Linked DNA regions of Mus musculus: region 1 is linked to region 2. Evidence: chromatin contacts called from ENCODE Hi-C data. All regions are on one chromosome and are shown on one strand. The core of a region is the stretch at or near the end of the contact, and the rest is flanking DNA. Distances in the headings are between cores, read along the strand shown.

Region 1 (3,762 bases), core at 1,236-3,735, 140 kb after region 2:
CTCCTCAGAGGATTAGCCTAGTCCCTTCACCCCGCCTACTGCCTGTTTTTGTTTTTTGTTTTTGTTTTTTGTTTTCCCCATGACATTTCAACAACTTTCTCTCCTACCTCTAGCTTTGGACACAGAAAATCTCTTTTGGGTAGAGCCCAGGAGAGGACCCTGCAAGCTCAAACCCTGCTGATACTCTTTGCCACACAATCTACCCACAGCTGCCCTAAAACCATCAGAGAAGGCCAGCACCTTCTACCTGGGCTCCTTCCGTACTACCAGAGCAGGGGGCCGGATTGCCAGCTCCTTTTCATTAGAACACGCCGTTTGTGGCAGAATTCGTTGACTCTGTAGAAATACCTAAAATACAGACAGAAAAAGAAAGGCCAATCTTAGACCCTTTCCCTAACCGACATACCTGAAATAGCCCGGAGATAAGCCAAACCAAAAGATGTTTTCTTCTATGAAGAGCCAATCCAAATTCAAATCAGGCCATCTAGATAGAGATAATTAACAACAACAACTCATTGAACACTTCGAATTTTAGCCAGGTGATCTGGGTGGGGAGAGATTTTTCTTCTTCTTCTAAAATCGAGGAACACTGTGTTAGCACACAAGGCCGGTTCTCAAAGGGGAAAACGATATCTTTTGGCTGTTAGGGGATGAAAATAAAGTTTGGTTCTTAGGAGGGAGACAGATGGGGTTGGGGAGATGAGGGAGGAACGGGTACTTTAGGCTCAAGCTCCCCAGACAACTGAGGTGGAGGGTACCTTTTCAGTAGCTGGTTAAAAAAAAAAAAAAAAAAAAAAAGACAAGCGGTTGTATTAATACTCAGAAAACCTGGGTTTGTAAACAGCTTCCAAAGAGTAGCTATGGATTCTTTCATTAGTATTAGATCTAGACACCAGGTTAAGAAAACAGAAGTCAAAACAACAATAAAATAAAATTTCAAAAGCATTTTTCAATTACCAAGTCCTGTTGCCCCTGTGGAACTCGCTGCGCGCCTTAAGCGCTCCCTTTTCTGTGTGCGGAATTCCATTTGCATCCTCTGTGTCTGGGTGTCTCCCTTTCCCAGTGTGTGTGTCTCTCTGTTTTCACACTCTCCTCCCCATTCGAGCGAGGCCCACACCTGGCGCATCACTGCCGAGCCATTAGCTGCGGGTCTCCTTTCATCTTCACTGTGGCAGACGTTTCTATTTATCCACTTGCGTTCGCCGAGTGGCGTCACCAGCGGTACTGTAATGACGATTGCAGCAGGAGGATGACAGCTTAGAAAGAAGAGGGCAATGGGGCTTCCTCCCAGAGGCGGTGCGGCACAGAGGAGCGCTCGCATCACAAGGTGACCCTAGCTCCCCACTGCCATCTCCGCGGTCGCCGTCGACACGGCGCTGGGGCTACCCGGCGCCTGCCTTGTCGCCTTAGCTCCTCTTCTCAGCCAAGATCCCAGGGAGCCTGGGATTAGGAGCTTACTTGGGGGTTTTCCCCCTCCCCCCCTCTGGAGAGTCCGGGGATGGAGAGCCGAAAGGACATGGTTATGTTTCTGGATGGGGGTCAGCTTGGCACTCTGGTTGGTAAGAGGGTCTCTAATTTGTCCGAAGCCGTGAGCAGCCCGCTGCCTGAACCGCCAGAGAAGATGGTGCCCCACGGTTGCCTGAGCCCGCGAGCCGGCCCTCCGACTTCCCGGGAGCGTGGCGGGGGAGGCCAGGAGGAGGAGCCGGTCGATGGACTAGCAGGCAGTGCTGCAGGGCTGGGCGCCGAGCCACGGTCTGCTGGAGCGGCCATGCTTGGCCCGGGACCCCCAGTCCCCTCCGCGGACAGCCTCTCTGGCCAAGGGCAACCTAGTAGCTCAGACACCGAATCGGATTTCTATGAAGAAATCGAGGTGAGCTGCACCCCAGACTGCGCCACCGGGAACGCCGAGTACCAGCACAGCAAAGGTAGCCACCTTGCCCCTCCGCTCCCCGGTCCGCCCACTCCACCCACAGTTCCCTTCATCTCAGGCCAGGTGCAAGATGCTCCTTTCCCTTGGGGCAGGATGGCTGGGGGTTGGGTGAGTGGGGCGGGGGCACCTGAACAACTCTTTTGCTCTCTGCACCTTAGTGTGTGTGAGGGCTCTCGTGTTATCCCATTAGAGTGACAGTTGTGCCTGGACGAATGTCAGCGTTGGCACAAGTCTTGACTTGAGGGGTCCAAAACGCACCCCAACCTCCCAACCCCCGAGTTTTGTGGGAATGATTCAGCTAAGACGGAAAGACACATCCGTCGGGTAGGGCAAGATCAAACGGTTGTCCGGGCAGTTTGACTGGAGGGGAGCAAGGCACAAGGAGGCGCGGAAGCCCGGAGAATATAAAGGACCGTAAAATCGTGGCGGACTCTGGTCTCCGGAGGGCTGCAGCCCTCCGACCAGTTTGCACGTCGGTCAGAGGTCCAAATTACCTTGTCACTTCCCGGGCTGGCGGCGCCAGGTCGGAAATGGTCCCAATGGTCTAATTGCCTTTGGTCTCCGGTTGCATTTGAAAAGGCGGGGATTGGGCCCTCCCCCTCCCTCTTTCCCTCAGTCTCACTTCTCCACCCAAAGGAAAAGCAGCTGCAGGGGGGCTGGAGCCCCACCCTCCTCTGGGGTGGGTCTAAGGGGTTGGTACTTTAATTACACTGCTCCTTCTCACCAGGGGCTAATGGGAGTGGGGGTGGATAGCTCAGAAGGGAGTCTCTCTATACCAACAATATCCACTCCTAGGAATGAAAGACTGGAAGCCCATCAGCAGACACACCTCCACAAAACCATGGGAATGGGTGGGAAAGGCTTGCCTCTACCTCTAGGCCTAGGCAGCCAACACCACCTTGTTAAGTATCCACCTCCATCTCCTATCATCTTATCATCTATCTAACCCAGCTTCTCTACCATACCATGTCCTCACAACCCATACTCAAAATATACCACTCCTGCAATAGGTGCAACCCAACACACATCCCCACACCTGGTACTGGCATACTGGTGCACACACACACAAGATCGAGGAAGCTCACTGTATGTCCAACAAGCTACAATACATTAACCTCAAGAATTCAGTGTTCCGGCACATCCTTACCCATCCCTACCAACACAAGCAGAGAGTTCAGGGGATATGCCCTTTGCTGCACCCAGGGGCAAGCGGAAGGGAAGCCTTTAGACCCAGTATGCCTTAGGTCCAGGTCTTCCAAACAGCCACTTTAAGCCTGCCCCAAACCTTTTCTGTGTCAAGACCTCTCCGGTGAAGCTTCCAGAGCCCCAGCAGAATCAGTGACTGAGGAAGCTAAGGGGTTCTCCTTCTAATGCCCCTCCTCCAGCCTGAAGTCAGCATTTGTTTGTGTATTTGTGTTGTGTCTCTGTATGTGCACCTGTGTGCTCTGGGCTCCTGTGCAGCGCCAGGCTCCGATGCTCTGGGTAGCAGTCCTACCAGTGGCAGCGAGGCCCCCAAGAGTAACGGTGGCAGCGGCGGCAGCGGCTCTCAAGGCACCCTGGCCTGCAGCGCCAGTGACCAGATGCGCCGATACCGCACGGCCTTTACCCGGGAGCAGATTGCAAGGCTGGAGAAAGAGTTCTACAGGGAGAACTACGTTTCAAGACCGCGGAGATGCGAACTGGCAGCAGCCTTAAACCTTCCTGAAACTACCATCAAGGTAGGCTGGGCTAGGATCCTCGAGGTGGCTATGTACCTAGGTTAGTAGGAAGGAGATGTCAACGGTCTACTGCAGCTGAATCGTCTGGGCCTGGACTCTCCAATCTGGTACACT
Region 2 (4,132 bases), core at 1,330-3,829:
GTTGTTTCCCTTTTGGAAATATCTAGGAAGTTACAGATAACAGCATGAAAAGTAAATAAAGGGTAAAATAAAATTTAAGAGTGAATTACAACTTAATGTCTACTTTTCTAGTTCTTACACTGAAAACAGTTCCCATTACATTTGGCAGCATTAATGTCTGTCATTATAAATTTTTGAGGTACCAAGCTTAATTAAGGTAAACGTCGGGTTAAGAAAATTACTCTAGACATTTGAACAGCAAAATATTAGGTAAACAAAATGAAGTTGATTTTGAGCATGCGGTATTTCTAGTGACTTTCTGAGCCATTAGCACAGGCTATACCAGCATACAGCTTGCTTAAGCCTTTTTCCATTGTACTGTACATGGTCTTGTAAAAATAACAAAAAATATCTTTAAAAATCAAAGTGCCTAGGGCAGCGTCCACAAACTTAAAATATGAATTCAGCTCAGAGATCCCATTGTTTGAGGTCCGCAATCACCTTGGAGTCCACACAACCCGCCCCCTCCAGCCCCCAAAGTTTCAATCTAGTAAATAAGTTGGAGATTTGCCAGCCAGGAAACTTTGCTTTGTCCCCCTAAGCAAGGGCTGAGGGTGGAGGGAGATTCCTTCCCGACGCTCTGTTCCTGGACAATAACCTCCAGGTGCAAGAGCTGAAGCGAGTTGAGGAGGCTGAACTGAGAACAGGATGCAAGAAGCCCTGTTGTCTCTACACCACAAGGTATGCCCAAATTCGACACCTTCAGTCTCTGCTCCCTCTCCTCCCCTCACCCGAGTTTGAAAGGGGACGTCGAGATAGAAGCCCCGGTTCCCACTCCACTCCTCTCTCTATCTCTCACCAACCCAGAAAAGTTGATGCTGGGCTAGGGAAGAGGGGAGAGTGGGGGCGGGGATGGGAGCGCGGCCTGAACTGAAGTGTGAGGGTATCAGTCACTGCCGGCGAGGAAGCTCCGGCTTGTGAACTCTTCTTGAACCGAGATTTAAGTCTGCAGCCATAAATCACTGAGACATACACTCCACCATTCAACGCTGAGAGCGGCCGGTAGTGGCCCCGCTTACCTTAACTTCTGACGGCCGCCGCGGGCTCGGGCTCAGGCTGCGGCCCCGGGTCCCCTCGGCGCGGGATGCCACCGACCCTCAGCATCCGCCGAGCCGGCGTGCGGGCGGGCGTGCGGGCGTGCGGGCGTGCGGGCGTGCGGGCGGGAGACCCCAAGGCCGGGACTCGGCGGAGAGCCGGACCGCTGGCTGCTCCGGCGGCTGGCCCCCGGCGGACTGGGGCGGCTGGACCCCCTCCCCTCCCCTCCCCTCCCCCACGCCCGCCCCCGCCCTACCCGCGGCCGCGGCCCCAGATAAGCGCTGGCGCGGCCGGGCTCCGCGGGGCTAGTGGCACCGACTTGGGTATGTTTCTTATGAATACTGCGCCGAGCAGGGGTCGGTCGGGGGGTGCGGTAAGGGGTGCCGGGGCGGGCGGGAGGGGAGAGCAGAGCGGCTAGGGAAGCGCCGGCGTGGGGGGATGGGGCTGAGGCGAGGGGAGGAACAGGAGCAGAGCGAGCTCCGCGGCAGCGGGAGGAGGGCGGCCTCCCCCACCCCACGCCCTCCCTCTCCTTCCTAGGCGTCACTAAAGTCCAGGAAAATTATGCTAATGAGGACAAACGGCTTTCACAAAGGGGCTCTCTTGTGGGGTTCTATTTTTTAAGAATCTGTCTGAGAAACCACGCAATTCCCTGCCATGGACATTTTCATGGGGTGGGGGGTGGGGAAAGAAGAGAAGAAGAAATGAGTTGCCCTGACTTTGGGCAGTTTTCTTCACCTGCCGCTCCCAATACAGACACCCTAAAGCCAGTCCCTGTGGTGTAGGGCCTATTTCCAGACACCTCCCAAATGCAATTCAACTGCCTTTGGTTAAATTTCTAGGCTTAACGGAAGGAAGTATCCCAGGGAGATGGACAACTGTCCCTACAGTAAAATGAACCTTTGTGGGCTCAGGCACACACAAAGATATTCAGAAACTTAAGTCTCCACCTCTTGTGTACCCATTGCACAGTACCGGCGGGCACGGAAGCAGGTAGTCCATGAGGAAGATAGCTAAGGAACCAACACAAATGGACATCCGGGATATTTCACCCTCTAATTAGTTGAATGGCCTTCCTTTTGCTTGGTTGAGGAAAAGCCTACATTTGCTTGGTAATATGCCACAACGTTAAAGAGGATGGGGTCGTTCCCAATGCCCCGTTCAGCTTCCCAGCTTCAGAAACAAACTCCTCCAAAGCACGGGGGGGGGGGGGGGCGGAGAAGAGAGAAAAGGAGCTTTCGTGCAATTCCGAGGCGTCAACGAGGGTCCCTCTCAAAGGAAGGTGTTAAAAATATAAGTAGTATGTTTAAACTGTCAGGGAGCCAAAGTGTCACCTTAGAGCAAAAACAAAGCCAGGGGGGAAAGGGAGAAATCAAAAAAGCACTCCGGGCCAGGGTGGCCTCATGCATACCAATGGTTTTTGTCATTTATGGCTGGGCAAGATTTATGACTCGGCTCCCCAAAGCTGTAAACAGAGCACAAAACAGCAAACACTTGCTCCTTATGGCAGATTGCAGCGGCGCAACTTGAAAGGGAAGAGCCCGGGACGTGTAGGAGGTGAGAGCCGGCCGCAAAATCCGCTCGGCCGCTTTTTCTCTTCAAACCCTCAGGGTCGGATGTGGCATTTGAAGAAAGAAGGCGTGGGTCAATAATCAACCCGCACTTTCTCCTCCAAACTGCTGACGCGACTCTCACCGCCTTCTCAGCTAAGCCAGCTGCAGGGAAGGCCGTGAGAACCAGACCTAGGAGTGGACTGTCTGAGCCAAGGGGGCTGAGAGCGTTGGAGCAAAGGGCTAGGGCGTATGCAACGCATACCTTTCTTGCACCACCAAATCAAGCAGCCCGAGTGCCAAGACCAGGCCGGACCGAAGGAAGTGCAGGAGCCGCGGGAGAGCTCAGCTCCGTGCGCCCTCGACTAGCACCTAGGTGGCTCTGGGCGGTGGGTCCCAGCCGGCAAAATAGAGCTCTGATTTCAATAAGCGGGTCTGGCGTCCTGGCACATAGATTGCGGGTACCCGCGGCTCATCTGAAATCCAAAAGGCTGGCTTTGAAGCAAGCATAGGCGAGATTGTTAAAATTAATAATTTATAATAGCAAGGTTTTGTTGGCTTGTTACTGGGTTGTGATCGAAGATTCGCTGCTATTTGATATCCATTTCTAGAAATTGCTCACTGCCGCTTTCCAGGCGAATCCCGCAGTTCCACAGCCTCTCCCAAACCACCAAGCTTTTCTTTGCTCAGCATCCGTGGGCTTCCCCATCTTTTCTAAGTCCCGTGATTTCCAGAGTGACCAGAAGAAGCGTTTTCTAAGGCACAGAAGAGTACTTGTAGCAACGGGGTGCCTGATGGAACCTTTCTGCCATTCAAGGGGTGTCCTGCCCATCTCTGAGGGGGCTCACCGCTCCAAGACTCTCTGTGCAAGCCAGGGAGGAAGGTGAGGAGTAACTTTTGGCAAGAAGTATCGTTAAAATCCAAAGATGGGGAGGGAAGGTATTGAGGAAATATGCTGGCCTATGAAGATGAGGATGGAACTTTGAGAGTCCAGGGGACCAGTCTTTCTAATAGCTAATCGTTTGGCCATAACCTGGGTGGCTTTAGCTCTTTCCTGGGAGGGGAGAGAAAAAGCCAACTGTGCTCTATGAAAGCAGTTATTGGCTTCTTACTGTGCATGCTTTTTATACAGAACCAGGCTGGAGAGTCTGTTGTTAGATATTTATTCTCTTGTCGGCACTGAAGCCACAATAAAAAGATGCCTCTAACAAACCTTTACTCCATTTCTCCTTCTTTCTAGTGAAACTATATTATTTATGAGTCTTTAACTGGGTCAAAAATGCACCAGAACTGGGTCATAAATCATATGAAATGCTGACAAGTAATTGAACAGCAATTAAAGCTTACATTTTATTTCCAAGGGGTGTTTTAGAGCACTCAAACAGCCTCAGTTAAGCACAGTTACCACCGAGGTCTGCACGAGGGAGGGCAGAATCCACCCTGCCTGGGGAAGTAAATCTCACTCAAGTCGGAGAAGCCTGGTTTGAATTTTTTAAATAAAGGAATATGAA

Evidence for each region. Hi-C counts contacts between places; a loop is a spot of excess contacts on that map.
Region 1: a map of ES-E14 shows a loop between it and region 2 (3-fold over the local background). The contact joins the promoter of Evx1os here to the promoter of 5730596B20Rik in region 2. A Hi-C loop is called at or near these places in 6 of 37 maps with a recorded cell type or tissue (ES-E14, heart and left cerebral cortex).

The regions. Positions count from the first base shown.
Region 1 is chr6:52,312,347-52,316,108 of GRCm38, forward strand. Evx1os (even skipped homeotic gene 1, opposite strand) reads right to left here and starts at 2,486. Exons shown (of 4, transcript NR_038163.1): 1 at 2,425-2,486; 2 at 958-1,224; 3 at 407-484. Evx1 (even-skipped homeobox 1) reads left to right here and starts at 1,152. Exons shown (of 3, transcript NM_007966.4): 1 at 1,152-1,925; 2 at 3,392-3,648. The coding sequence starts at 1,499.
Region 2 is chr6:52,174,576-52,178,707 of GRCm38, forward strand. 5730596B20Rik (RIKEN cDNA 5730596B20 gene) reads left to right here and starts at 2,580. Exons shown (of 1, transcript NR_163848.1): 1 at 2,580-4,132. All of the region lies in intron 3 of Hoxa3 (homeobox A3), which reads right to left. It overlaps LOC115490409 (a long non-coding RNA gene), which reads left to right and starts at 604. Exons shown (of 2, transcript NR_168044.1): 1 at 604-720.